Linked DNA regions of Homo sapiens: region 2 is linked to region 1. Evidence: chromatin contacts called from ENCODE Hi-C or POLR2A ChIA-PET data. All regions are on one chromosome and are shown on one strand. The core of a region is the stretch at or near the end of the contact, and the rest is flanking DNA. Distances in the headings are between cores, read along the strand shown. Region 1 holds the start of POLD4 (DNA polymerase delta 4, accessory subunit). Region 2 has its middle 25 kb from the start of GSTP1.

Evidence for each region. A loop is a pair of places that touch in the nucleus more often than their neighbours do. ChIA-PET counts read pairs that join two places held with the same protein, here RNA polymerase II (POLR2A). Pooled maps may share reads with other maps.
Region 2: a loop to region 1 is called in a pooled map, with 4 times the contacts of the local background. The contact joins the enhancer-like site here to the promoter of POLD4 in region 1. A Hi-C loop is called at or near these places in 2 of 37 single-sample maps with no recorded cell type and 5 of 50 pooled maps. POLR2A ChIA-PET finds 5 or more read pairs at or near these places in 4 of 52 experiments (PC-3, Panc1, T-cell and 1 more).

The regions. Positions count from the first base shown.
Region 1 is chr11:67,351,829-67,358,617 of GRCh38, reverse strand. It overlaps POLD4 (DNA polymerase delta 4, accessory subunit), which reads left to right and starts at 5,072. Exons shown (of 4, transcript NM_021173.5): 1 at 5,072-5,315; 2 at 5,541-5,630; 3 at 5,816-5,927; 4 at 6,599-6,789. The coding sequence starts at 5,219. The coding sequence ends at 6,623. The region is part of intron 2 of LOC100130987 (a long non-coding RNA gene); the gene reads right to left. RefSeq lists a silencer at 4,755-5,004 and enhancers at 5,185-5,234, 5,228-5,809, 5,810-6,392.
Region 2 is chr11:67,554,859-67,561,904 of GRCh38, reverse strand. No RefSeq gene overlaps it. Among named protein-coding and RNA genes, the nearest start is that of GSTP1, 25 kb to the left of the region's middle. Within about 2 kb of position 3,309, at least 10 of the 41 ENCODE cell types and tissues checked have a DNase peak (open chromatin) inside an H3K27ac peak, as active enhancers do.

The sequences.
Region 1 (6,789 bases), core at 3,823-6,322:
ATAAGGAGACAACCACAGGAGAGCCAAAGGGTGTCTGGGCAGCCAAATAGAACCCGGTGATATCAGCAGGCACCTTTGCCGTGGACCTGTCACCATGGGCAGTGACATTCCTTAGCATTTCAGAGGGAGGGACAGACTGGAGAAGAGGGCATTTTCCAAGGCTGAGGATTGGCAAGGCAAGAATGGCAGAGAATCAAGGGGGATTCTAGGCTGCTGGAAACTACTGGAAATTGGCTGGGAGCCAGAGCCAGGCAGTAAGGGAAGAGTGGTCAGTGGAGGGAAACAGAGGAGGGGAATAGGCTGGGAGAAGAATCCTGAATGGGGAGCGCTGGGGTTCCTGCATGCTGAGGACGCAGAACGCTCCCACAGTGGCGGTGGCGTGGTGGAGGGAGAGGGGGATGAGAGCACCATCAGAGAGGGCACTTCAGAGTGTGAGTTCTTGAACTCTCTCAAATAGCCCCTAATGATGGTGACAGGGGATGTGAGCTGCTCGTTTGTGTTTTGGCACTGTGTCCCACAGGCATCTTGTGAAAATGCCAGCACCACAGCACAGGGAGCACCTGGTAGATCACAGGGCACTGGCGTTTTCTGTGAGTGAGTCATTGGTTTTCCATCCAGAGCTGCTTCAGGAGATCCAATGAGTTTTGTTGGTTATCGAGGTTCTACCTCCTAAGAATGGCTTCAGAGTCAGAGGCCCAGAGGCTAACATGAGACTCTAAGGCATTGCAATGTCAAAGGGTGGAGGGTGTGTTATCTCTAGTATTCCTCATGTCCCCACAAGGATCGGGAGAGTGGGCAAGAGAAGACCCTCCTCTCCATCATCTCCAGATAGAATGTAAGGATTAGAAATCTTGTCATCATCTTGAGTGCTTAGAAACACACCTATGTTTGAAAGAATGAGCATAAAATGGAGAACTATCACTTGAGGCAGGGGCAACCTCTGGGGGAAGTGGGGCTAGAGGAGGCTCTGATGGGAGATGGCACAATACTCAGATCTTGCCAGTTTTCCACTTTTGCAAAGACTGACCTACCGTCCAAGACTTACAGGCCGCCTCATGATATGAGAGGCTCATTCAAGCACTGAGTTTACACACACATGCACACACACACTCTCACTTGCCACAGCCACCCTAAATGGGGAAGGGCAAAGGGAGGCCCTCTGTTCCCCTTAACCTAGAGGGCAAGGGCTAGTGACTCAGTCCTGGCTGGGCACTCCGATGGGCAGCTCCCTCTCAGCTTCCCCTTCTGCTGTGGAGCTACAACTGTCCCTGCCTTTGTTCCTTCAATTCTCAAGCTCCCTGACTCAGCCTCGTTCCTGAACTTCCCAGCAGGGGACAAAGCCCTTGTCAGTGGGGTGGTGTGGGGGCAGTGGCAGTGAGGGGGATCTGGGGGAAAGCTGTAGAGTCAGAGTTCCAGTCCTTTTCCCAGTCTCAACCTTCAGGGTCCCTCAGCCTTGCCAGTTCAGTGGTCACCTCTAGGCTCCTCCCCAACTTGCCCAGATCTCTCTCTGAGGCCAGACTGATGGGGTGGAAATGGTTAACTAGAACCTTCCTCCCACCCAGCTGGGCAAAGTCTGACACCTGGTGGCCAAGGTGAGTAATGGCCAGAAGGCCCCTTTTCAAGTCTTCCCGGAACTGCTCCAGAGCCTGGATGGCCAAGGTGAAAGAGGAGGTGACTAGAGAAGAAGGTGTGGAGGGTGGTAGGAGCAGGACAGAAGATGCAGTGGTAGAAAAACCCAGAGACCCCATCCTTTCCACTCAAGCTGCTGCGATGGAAGCACATTAGGCCAGAGAACCTGGACCAGGGGAAGAGGGAGTGTCTGGGAAGGCAGTGAGGGACTAGGAAGGACTGCCTGAAAGAATTCTGGCCCACAGGGTGAGGAATGGGGCCCACGGTGTGTGAGTATGTTGGGGGCCGGGGCCAGGGGTATTCTGGCTGCCCAGAATCTCCTGAGTGGGACTGACTTTCAGCTCAGGGTGGGTGGCAGGGCCCAAGGGCCTGAGGAAGGGGGGTACTGGCGAGAGGGAAGAAGAGCTGGATCCACCCCACAGCCCACTGGGTCCCAGGCAGCTGCTCCCCTCTCTCCACCTGCCTCCAGCTTCCCAGCTCTACCTGGCTCTCCCCACAAACCTCATGGTGAGGTGGGGGAAGGGAATGCAGGTGCAGTGCTGAGGCCCCCATTCTACCACATTGTCTGAGCTAAGCCAGACCTAATCCTTCCCTTGAGTGCAGTCAGCGGTGGGCCTCAGCCCCTGGGAAGGTGCCGGGTTCCTGTTTCAGTTCTTTTCTCTCCTGGACCCCCAGGACTCTGGGCTTGGCCCTGAAGCAAGGGTCTTGGGTATTGTTACCAGGCTGAGGTGCAAAGGTCACTCCTACTAGTCTCATCACCAGCCTCTGGGTGTCGGGGCTGACACAAGGGTCTCAGGACATTCCCCCAGGGAGAGAGAACTCAGCACCCAACCCAGAACTCTGGCCTGGCCATCCAGTCTGAAGCCTGAACAGGCTCCAAGACAGCAGTTTAGGGAATGAGGCCAGGATGCTGCCTGAGTAGGTGAAGGGGTTCTAGGCAAGAAGGTACAGAAGGTGGATGGGGTTGGACAGCAAAGAAGGAAAAGACCTGAGGACAGGAAGGTCAAGGTCCAGCCTAGTCCTCAGCGCACCTTAGGGATTCAGGTGCTGAGTCAGGGCATGCCAGTTGGACAGGGATGGTTCCAAAATCCCTGGGTGCCAACTCTTTCCTAGGGGCTCCACCCTACTGCCATCTAAGAGAGAGCAGCAATGCTGCCTGCAGAGAGTTCCCTCAACTCCAAGGCAGAAAGCCAGGCCTAGGGTGCCTGCACTTGAGCTGACCACTCTGAATCTTTTTCTTGGGTGTGGGGGTAGCTGAAGCCTGAGGGAGACATCTTCCAGCCTGGGTTGGGGCCTGTGCCAGGCAAAGCTGGGGAAGCTGGCAGGGACAGCCCAGCCAACATCTACAGAGCAGCTCAGGATGCCAGAGGCTGCCCAAGGAGAAAAGGCAATAGGCCCAGGCGGTGGTAGGAGCTACTGTGGCTGCCCAGCGGCACACCCCATTTCACGCTCCCTGGGCGGTGGCAGGGCCCCACGGCTATCAGCTTTCAGGGGTGGGAGGGACTGGGAATGAGGAGGGGTCTGCCCCACCCATGGCTCCCTACTCCCTCAGGGCTTGGTGGACTCAGGAGGTGGGTGCCACACACCTCTGGAAACAGCCCAGGAACCCTTGCCAAGACCCTCTGGGGAGGGGTAGTCAATCCCCCAGAGCCTAGACGCCATCCCTACCTAGCATGCTCAGCACCTGACTGGACTCAGCACCTAGGCCCTTCCCAGCCCTGGTAGACAGGGCCTCCCTGCTTCCATCACTAACTCCGCAGGGACACTGTCTCCCTGAATGTGGGCCCCACTTAGTCCGCAAGGCAGATGGGGGGATTAGACTAGGCCCAGCCCAAACAATACAGCAGAAAGGGCCCTCCAGCTCCATGCAGTGCCCCCACAAGCTCCCTCCTCTAGGACGCCGATGGGGAGAGCCAGGCAGGACGTGGACCCTGAAGACATGGCCTGCTCCTCTGCCTCCCCTCTGGTGGTCTCCTTTCCAGAGCAGCTTCCTCCCTTGTGCCCACGTGTACCAGTGGCTTAGCCCTCTTCCAGTGCAGAACACCCAGACCCCAGAGCAGGGAAAGGAGGAGGCAGAGGCCTCTGAGCAGGCAGCAGCCCAGGAGTCTGTGCCCCACCCTCCCAGTATCCCTGGAAGGAAGAACCGGATGGGATCTCTGGAGGGTGATTAGAGCTGGGCTGGTCCCTGTGCTGGTTCCCAGACTCCCACTGGCCAGTACTTTTGCCTCCTGCCAGGAAGTTGGTGAGGGGGAGGCAGCAGTATGGGTGAGTCAGTGATGACAGGAGCCCAAGGGACAAAGGTCATGGGTGGAGAATTGAGAGACATTGTTTACAGCAGTCCACCTCCTCCAGGAGGCCTTCCAATGCTAATCATCCCTGTGGTCCTAACCAATCTCTGACCCACCCTTTCCCTCTTCTGGTAGGAATTATAGCCTCTCACTGACAACTGTGCATCTGTCTGCCTTGTGACAGTGAGCTCCTGGGGTGCAAGAGAGACTGTGGTTTGATTGGGGCCCTACAATGCCTGTGACTATCAGCAGTGATAATCATTTAGCTATACTTCCTACTTTCAAAAACTTTTTGACATCTATTTTAATTAACATGTGGGAAAGTGCTTAGAACAGTACTTGGCACATGGTACGTGCAATGAGTGTTAGGTTTATTATTAATATTTTCTGCTCAGACTCACATTATTGTGAGAGACAGGGCAGATTTTGCCAGTGAAGAACTAGGGATCCAAACACATTGTGGTGGGGGGACCAGACCCTTGCTCTGCCTTCCTACTCAGTATGGAATCTTCCTGACTGGTGGGGCGGGCCGGACACGACTTGGGACCCCAGGAGAGTCAAAACGGCAAACACTTACTCGGACTAAGAGTGGGCAGCATCTTTGGGCACAGACTGTGAGAAAGGAGGTTTCAGAACCCATGGGCTTCTCCAGCCAGGTCTCCTGGGGCCAGTGGGGGTTGGGTGGGAGCCGGGAAGGGGCCTGGATTAGCCCAAACTCTCTTCAGACCTCCAGACCTGCCCCCACAAGGCGGGGCGGGCCAAAGGACCGAGTGAAGGCTCCAGCTGGACTCTAGGGAGTTACAAACTGGCCACGGGGATTAGCGAAGCTGAAAAGAACATTTGCCTAGGAAGGGAAAACGGGAAGTGAGAGGCTGAAGATAACTCTCCTGAAGTCTCTCGGGACCCACAGCAGACCAATGGGGGCCGGGGAAGGTGGTGAAGTCGGGGCATCCCGACAGGTCCCCCGCCCCAGCCTGCCCCTCCTCCCGCGGCCCACAGCTGAGGCACCGCCCCGCCCCTCACCCTACACTGCCTACCATTGGCTAGCGCCAGGGCCCCGCCCCGCATAGGCGGCCTGCCATTGGCTGAAGTCTTTCCTGTTTGCGTGCTTTTGGGGGTGGGGGAGGCGTCCCTCCCTGGACCCCGGCGACTTCCTCTCTCGGTTTGTCTGGGTCATCTTGTCTGCCCGCCGCTGGCCTGGCCCCGTCTGTCTCTCTCAGCAGCTGTCTTTCTCGCGCCCACTGGCCGGTCTCTCCTCTTCCCCGCAGTTGCCTCCTTCTCTGCCTGCCTGGGTGGCCGCCATGGGCCGGAAGCGGCTCATCACTGATTCCTACCCGGTTGTGAAGAGGAGGGAGGGGCCCGCTGGGCACAGCAAGGGGGAGCTGGCACCCGAGCTAGGTCTCTGAGGTGTGAGGGAGGCAGGAGGAGTGGACACGGAGGGGCCTAGAGGAGGCCCCTAGAGGGGCGGAGGGGCCGATGGAAAGGGAAAGGTGGCCTGTCCTCCCCTCCCGACACCAGGTCTAGCTGCGGGGTGGCAGAGGCAAAGCGGTGGTGAGGAAGGCTGGGAGGTGAGGGGCAGGAGACTGAAGCCAACCTCGTACTGAAGAGCAGCTGTCATTGCAGGGGAGGAGCCCCAGCCCCGCGACGAGGAGGAAGCGGAGCTGGAGCTGCTGAGGCAGTTTGACCTGGCCTGGCAGTACGGGCCCTGCACCGGTGAGAACCCACCCAGCCCCACGGAGGCGCCTCTCCCAGCCAGTCACCCACACGTCTCTGAAGTCACCCAAGCGCTTGCGTGACTCTGACCCTCAGGAACTGTCTCCCCCCAACACACACATTCTCCAGCTCAGACTCTACCCCACCCCCCACAAGTCTCCAGAGTCTTCTTCCCACCCTGGCAGGGATCACACGGCTGCAGCGCTGGTGTCGGGCCAAGCAGATGGGCTTGGAGCCTCCCCCAGAGGTGTGGCAGGTGCTGAAGACCCACCCCGGAGACCCCCGCTTCCAGTGCAGGTCAGAGACAGGCCGGGAGGGCTTTCAGGGGAGCCAGGGCCTTCTCCAGGCACTGTCACCCTGCTGTCCTGACCTGAGGGAGAAATGGATGGAGGGTTGGAAGGCCTTGCTGAACAGGCAAGAAGATTCTATGAGGTGCCTGGCTCAGGAGGACACGCCACTATAATAATTCTTTTTTTTTGAGACAGAGTCTTGCTCTGTTGCCCAGGCTGGAGTGCAGTGGCGCGATCTCGGCTCACTGCAAACTCCGCCTCTCGGGTTCACGCCATTCTCCTGTCTCAGCCTCCCAAGTAGCTGGGACTACAGGCGCCCGCCAACACGCCCGGCTAATTTTTTCTATTTTTAGTAGAGACAGGGTTTCACCGTGTTAGCCAGGATGGTCTTGATCTCCTGACCTCGTGATCCCACCCACCTCAGCCTCCCAAAGTGCTGGGATTACAGGCGTGAGCCACCACACCCGGCCAATAATTCTTACCTCTACAAGCTAGTGGGGGGCAAAGGTACACCCAGGACCCAAGGAACTATCTATTTAGAACTGAGGGGTTTCCCAAGGACTATGGGCATGGCCAAGAATAAGCTGGTGAAATCAGATCCAGGGACTCAACAACTGATTCTCTGTTTCTCTCTCTCTCTCTCTGGGGTATCCCTCCCTCCCACCCCATCTTCCACAGTCTCTGGCATCTCTATCCCCTATGAGGCACCACGTAAGACCTCCTGCCCTTAGCTCTCTTGCTCACCACCCAAGAACCTCAGGACAGAAGCGAGAGCCCATTGCTCCTGCTCAGCTCAGCCCGGCTGCGGAGGAACCCTTGGCAGGCAGAACCTGGAGGTGTCAGAGGCTCAACTCCTCCATCTAACCAGC
Region 2 (7,046 bases), core at 2,060-4,559, 210 kb before region 1:
GGCTCCCTTCAGGTTCCATCTGGGGTGCAAAATGTCGACTTTAAATAACAAGATTCAGGCCAGCACAATGGCTCACGCCTGTAATCCCAGCACTTTGGGAGGCCAGGGCAGGTGGATCACAAGGTCAGAAGTTCAAGACCAGCCTGGCCAAGATGATGAAACCCCGTTTCTACTAAAAGTACAAAAATTAGCTAGGTGAGGTGGCAGGAGCCTGTAATCCCAGCTACTCGGGAGGCTGAGGCAGGAGAATCGCTTGAACCTGGGAGGCAGAGGTTGCAGTGAGCCGAGATTGCGCCATTGTACTCCAACGTGGGCAACAGAGTGAGACTGTCTCAAAAAAACAAACAAACAACAACAACAACAACAAAAACAAGATTCAGAAAATATTATTAAGTATAGAGTCTAAAGCCTGAGGGTGGCCGCCTGGGAGCACAGACTCAAGTTGCCCTAAATGTACACTCTGATTAGCAGCAGTTAGAAGCTGGTTTTTAAGGAAAAAGAAAAGAGGCAATCCCTAAGTTGTTTACCAGAATTTTTTTTTTTTAGAGGAGGTTTTCACTCTATTGCCCAGGCTGAAGTGCAGTAGCATTACATCGGCTCACTGCAACCTTCACCTCCCAAGCTCAAGCAATCCTTCCACTTCAGCCTCCCCAGTAGCTGGGACTACAGGCGTACAACACCACGCCTGGCTAATTTGTGTATTTTTTGTAGAGATGGGTTTTGCCATATTGGCCACGCTGGTCTTGAACTCCTGGACTCAAGTGATCCACCTGCCTCGGCCTCCCAAAGTGCTGGGATTACAGGCATGAGCCACCATACCCAGCCCCTTTACCAGGAATTGACATTAAAATAATAGGAGTTATTGCAAGCTACTTGGGAGGCTGAGGTGGGAGGATCACTTGAGGATCACAGGAGTTTGAGGCCAGCCTGGGCAACATAGTGAGACCCTATCTCAGTAAAATAACATAAGCTATTGATTGGCTATACATTGTGCTTTGTATCACAAATTCCAGGAGCATGAAGATAATGGGTGAGGCAGCTAGTCAGTCAAAATGCCTTTATATGATTACCTCCAGGCAGGGGGTATGCAACTGAAGTCCACATCCATGTCTCTCCCGGCCTGATTCATTCGTGCACCTCACGTAGGTCAGACTGCTCTGAGGGATTTTTCTTTTCTCAAACACTAAGCTGGTATCTGGAGAGTCAGAGAAGTGGTTGCTGGTATTGGAAAACACCCCAGTTTATCTTTGATTTTCTTTTTCTCTTTTTTCTTTTTTTTTTTTTTTTTTGAGACAGAGTCTTACTCTGTCGCCCAGGCTGGAGTGCAGTGGCATGATCTCGGCTCACTGCAAGCTCTGCCTCCCAGGTTCACACCATTCTCCTGCCTCAGCCTCCTGAGTAGCGGGGACTACAGGCGCCCATCACCATGGCTGGCTAATGTTTTGTATTTTTAGTAGAGACGGGGTTTCACCATGTTAGCCAGGATGGTCTCGATCTCCTGACCTCGTGATCCGCCCACCTCAGCCTCCCAAAGTGCTGGAATTACAGGCGTCAGCCACCGCGCCCGGCCTGCATCTTTGATTTTCAGAAAACATATGATCCCTTAGGCCTCCTGCCCATTGCAGATTTACTTAGAGCTCAGTCTGAACCCCAATTCCCAGGCCTAGGCAGCTCAAGGCCACTTCCCTCCTCTGCAACAGAGCAAACCAAGCCTGTAGCTTTCTCCCCTCCTCAGTCTCCATCATGGAGAGCCCACTTTCTCACTCCAGTCCTCCTGGGCATTGCAGGGAATCGGCCCGTGATGGAGAATCAGGGTGGGGCATGGACAGGAGGCGGCACCTGGCATAGCCCAGTCCTCCATCTCCTCCTGCTGGTGCCCTCCACCCCTGCCTGCCTGACCCCAGGAAAAGCTGTTCATGGGACATCCAGGCCCTGGGCATAGAGATGGCCCCTCTCTGTCCAAATCACCCACCAGCCTATCTCCAGTCTTCCCTTAGGATTTGTTTTTTTAATATACATATTTTAAATGGAGATGGGATCTCAGTGTGTTGCCCAGGCTCGTCTCAAACTCCTGGCCTCCCACCTCAGCTTCCCAAGGCACTGAAATTATAGGCGTGAGCCACAGTGCCTGTCCAGGAATTTTTGAGAAATAAGTTTTCTCCACTTCATTACATATTGTTTTTATAATGAGCAGTACAGGAAAAAGCTGGCCAAAGGCATCATCTGGGCACAGCAAAGAAGGCACAGAGGGCACCTGAGGTCTTCGTCAGCTAAGCATCCTTTGCCTCTTCCTTTGGTAACAGAACCTCTCTTTCTTGGAGGAACCAAATCCATGTGATTGAACTGAAAGTGACCACTTCTGCCAAGGGGATAGGAACTGCATTCTCCTAGCCAAAGTGATTATTCAGGGAGGGGCAGGACCCAGTGAGCCACGCCAATGAAAGGCAACCCCAGAACTCATCAAAGAAAGCCTTAAAGTGACTTGGCCATATTTGCCACCCTGCAGGTACAGGCTGCCTGAGAATGAAGCCACAGAGAAGTAAGCAGTGTAGAGAAAAAGAATGCTGGCTGGGTGCAGTGGCTCATACCTGTAATCCCAACATTTTGGGAGGCTGAGGCGGACAGACCACTTGAGGTCAGAAGTTCGACACCAGCCTGGCCAACGCGGTGAAACCCCGTCTCCACTAAAAATTCAAAAATTAGCCGGGCACCTGTAGTCCCAGCCACTCGGGAGGCTGAGGCACGAGAATTGCTCGAACCCGGGAGGCGGAGGTTTCAGTGAGCCGAGATCGCACCACTGCACTCCAGCCTGGACGACAGAGCAAGACTCTGTCTCAAAAAAAAAAAAAAAAAGAGAGACAGAGGGAGAAAAACAATGTTTCATGGGGAGGAAGAGTGAGAAATGATGAAGAATTTGATGGAGCTCCTGGATCCAACGTGCGTAAAGCAGAAGCATCCGTTATCTTCCAGTTAACTGAGTCAGCAAATTCGCCTTTGATTGGGTTTCTGCTGCTTTCAATCAAAATCAGCCCAATACAAGTCGAAGAGTGAGAATGAGGAGTGAGCCCCGCCCCTGCTGCTGTGTGTGGCACATTTGCAGGCTCTGGGAGACGCTGGTTAGAGTCAGGGACAGTCGACGCTGTGGACCCCGTAGCGTGGCCTCAGCAAGCTGGAGCTGGGCCCAGGCTTCCCAGAATGAACCAGTAATACAGCAGTCAGTGTGCCTCCCCGCCCTCCTTGATTCCTGAAATAACTGGTTAAATATAAATTGGCCCCACCCCACTGAAGTACTCAAGAAGGAGAAAAAACAACTTAGTGATAGCAGTGTAGTCTCCGTCGAGTGTTTCTGGGCGGCACATTCACTAGAAGTCACGCCAGTTGCAAGTCAGAAACCCGGTGCTGCATGGGGTATGCTGCGTGTTGCCAACAAGTGACTTATTTTATCATCTACATTGCAAACCTAGAAGATGCCTCTTCAAAAGGTGTTGTTCAGAGAACCCCTGATCCCGCGGGGCTGGAACATGGACGTGACAGGGATGGCATCCTTGGCATGGCAGAGAGAGCAGGGGGAGCCTGGGTCCCTAACACCACGGAGTGCCCATTGCTTCGTGCAGAGGACACCGGACTTGTTGCAGAGTGAAAACATACTTCTAGCTTGTTTCAGCTGCTGCGGTTGGGGGACTTTGTAACCTCAGTGGGACTTGTATCTGATTAATATACAACCTGAAGTGAGAACAAGAACCAAAGAGAAGTAGGAAATGGTTAGGATTTTTTTAGCCCCGGAAGGTGAATTTATTTCTGAAAACAATCTTTTGTTTTTCTTTAAATAAAAAGCGGCTTTTTAAAATAAAGAAACAGCCAAACTAAATACATGTTGGGCAAATATGTAAAGACTTTGGGCTGGGCGCAGTGGCTCATGCCTATAATCCCAGCATTTTGGGAGGCCAAGGCGGGCAGATCATTTGCGGTCAGGAGTTTGAGACCAGCCTGGCCAACATGGTGAAACGCTGTCTCTACTAAAAACACACAAAAAAGAGCCGGGTGTGGTGGCACACACCTGTAGTCTCAGCTACTCGGGAGGCTGAGGCAGGAGAATCACTTGAACCCAGGAGGCAGAGGTTGCAGTGAGCCGAGATCGCACCACTGCTCTCCAGCCTGGGTGACAGAGTGAGACCCCTCTCAAAAAAAAAAAAAAAAAAGACTTTGAAAGGGGCCAGTTGTGGTGGTTCACGCCTGTAATCCCAGCACTTTGGGAGGCCAAGGCAGGTGGATCACTTGAGCCCAGGAGTTCGAGACCAGCTTGGGCAACATGGCAAGACCCCATCTCTACCAAAAAAAAAAAAAAAAAAAAAAAAGACTTCAAAGGGACAATAAATTACTAGCCTATCTGTGTCCATATTTCATAGTCTAGTCCCTAATATTTAAAACAAATAGCCTTAAGACGATTTGTGTGCCATTATTATACACCCCTTAAGCATATAAAAAGGTAAAAACATGTTCAGTGTCATTAGGAAATGCAATTTTTTTTTTCAAGATGGAGTTTCACTCTGTCGCCCAGGCCAGAGTGCAGTGGTGTGATCTCTGCTTACTGCAACCTCCACCTCCCAGATTCAAGTGATTCTCCTGCCTCAGCCTCCCGGGTAGCTGGGATTACAGACATGTGCCACTATGCTCGGCTAATTTGTGTATTTTTAGTAAGGACGCGGTTTCACCATGTTGGCCAGGCTGGTCTCCAACTCCTGACCTCAGGTGATCTGCCTGCCTCAGCCTTCCAAAGTGCTGGGATTACAGGCATGAGCCACCATGCCCGGCCAGAAATGTAAATTAAAGCCACAGTGAAATATCACTGCACGCAGGGCACTAACAATTCCAACTGTTGGGCCAGGCGTGGTGGCTCACGCCTGTAATCCCAGCACTTTGGGAGGCTGAGACGGGTGGATCACGAGGTCAGGTGTTCAAGACCACCCTGGCCAAGATGATGAAACCCCGTCTCTACTAAAAATACAAAAATTAGCCGGGCGTGGTGGTGGGCACCTGTAGTCCCAGCTACTCAGGAGGCTGAGGCAGAGAATTGCTTGAACCCAGGAGGTGGAGGTTGCAGTGAGCTGAGATCGCACCACTGCACTCCAGCCTGGGCAACAGAATGAGGCTCCGTCTCAAAACAAAACAAAACAAAACAAAACAAAAAACAACAACAATTCCAACTGTCAACAGGAGGGAGAGCAACTGGAACTTCCATGCACTGCAGATGGGAGGGATTGTTAAACTGTTCAGCCACACTGAAAAACTGTATCAGCTGTAAAACTTCCAAGGTATATACTAGTGATAGGTGATTTTATGGGTTAAATTGGTCAGGCCCCAACACCCAAGTATCTGGTCAAACATTATTCTAGATGTTTCTGTGAAGGCATTTTTTAGATGAGATTGACAATTAGATCAGTAGATTTTGAGTGAAGCAGATGACCCTCCATAATGGGGGTGGGCCTCATCTAATCAGCTGAAGGCCTTAAGAGAGACAACTGAGGTTCCCTGAAGAGGAAGGAATTCTGCCAGAGACGGCCTTCAGCCTCGAGCCACGGCATCACCTCTTCCTGGGGTCTCCAGCCTGCCAACCTATCCTGCAGAATTGGACTTTTTTGAACATACCCAGCCTCCACCAAGCACATAAGCCAATTCCTTGGAGCCTTTCTCTGTCTCTGCCTCTCCCTCTCTCTGTCTCTGCCTCTCCCTCTCTGTCTCTGCCTCTCCCTCTCTCTTTCTCTCCACACACATCCCATTGGTTCCGTTTCTCTGAAGGAAACTAATACAAAGCTCAAAGGAAAGAGCGTATGCGTCCACCAGAAGACCTTTACAAGCACGCTCAGAAACCGAGCTCCCATGTTTATTGCAGCATTGTTCACAACAGAACAATTTATTTTGTATTTTTAAAAAAATTTGGCCGGGCGTGGTGGCTCATGCCTGTAATCCCAGCCCTTTGGGAGGTCGAGGCGGGTGGATCACCTAAGGTCAGGAGCTCAAGACCACCCTGGCCAGCATGGTGAAACTCCATCTCTACTAAAAATACAAAAGTAGCCAGGCATGGCGGCACACGCCTGTAGTCCCAGCTGATCGGGAGGCTAAGGCAGGAGAATCGCTTGAACCTGGGAGATGGAGGTTGTGGTGAGCCGAGATTGTGCCACTGCACTCCAGCCTAGTAGACAAAGCAAGACTCCGTCTCAAAAAAAAAAAAAAAAAAAAAAAATTGGGGGCTGGGCAAGGTAGCTCACGCCTGTAATCCCAGCACTTTGGGAGGCCAAGGTAGGAGGATTCCTTGAGCCCAGGAGTTCGAGACTGGCCTGGGCAACATAAGGAGACTCCGTCTCTACAAAATTAAAAATTAAAAAATTAGCCAGATGTGGCGGTGCATGCCTGTAGTCCCAGCTACTTAGGAGGCTGAGCCAAGAGGATTGCTTGTGTCCAGGAGGTTGAGGCTGCAGTGAGCCATGATCACACCACTGCACTCCAGACTGGAGGACAGAGCAAGACCCTGCCTCAAAAAAAAAAAAAAAAAAGAAGAAGTCAGAATGAAAAACAAAAGAAAATCAAATTATATTCTATTTACAAGGAGCACATTTATAGCATAAGACTATAGGAAGGTTGAAAATAAAAGGATTAAAAAAGATAGGCCACATAGGAACAAACTGAAGAAAAGCTGTCATATATCTATACTGACGTCAGGTCAATAGCACTTTTTTCTTTTTTTCTTTTTTTTTTTTTTTGAGACAGAGTCTTGCTCTGTCCTCAGGCTGCAGTGCAGTGGTGCGATCTCGGCTCACTGCAACTTCTGCCTCCCGGGTTCAAGCCATTCTCCTGCCTTAGCCTCCCAAGTAGCTGGGACTACAGGCGCCCGGCACTACACCCAGCTAAATTTTGTAGTTTTAGTAGAGAGGGGTTTCACCATGTTGGCCAGGCTGGCCTCAAACTCCTGACCTCAAGTGATTCACCCACCTCAGCCTTCCAAAGTTCTGGGATTACAGGCATAAGCCACTATGCTTGGCCTACCAATA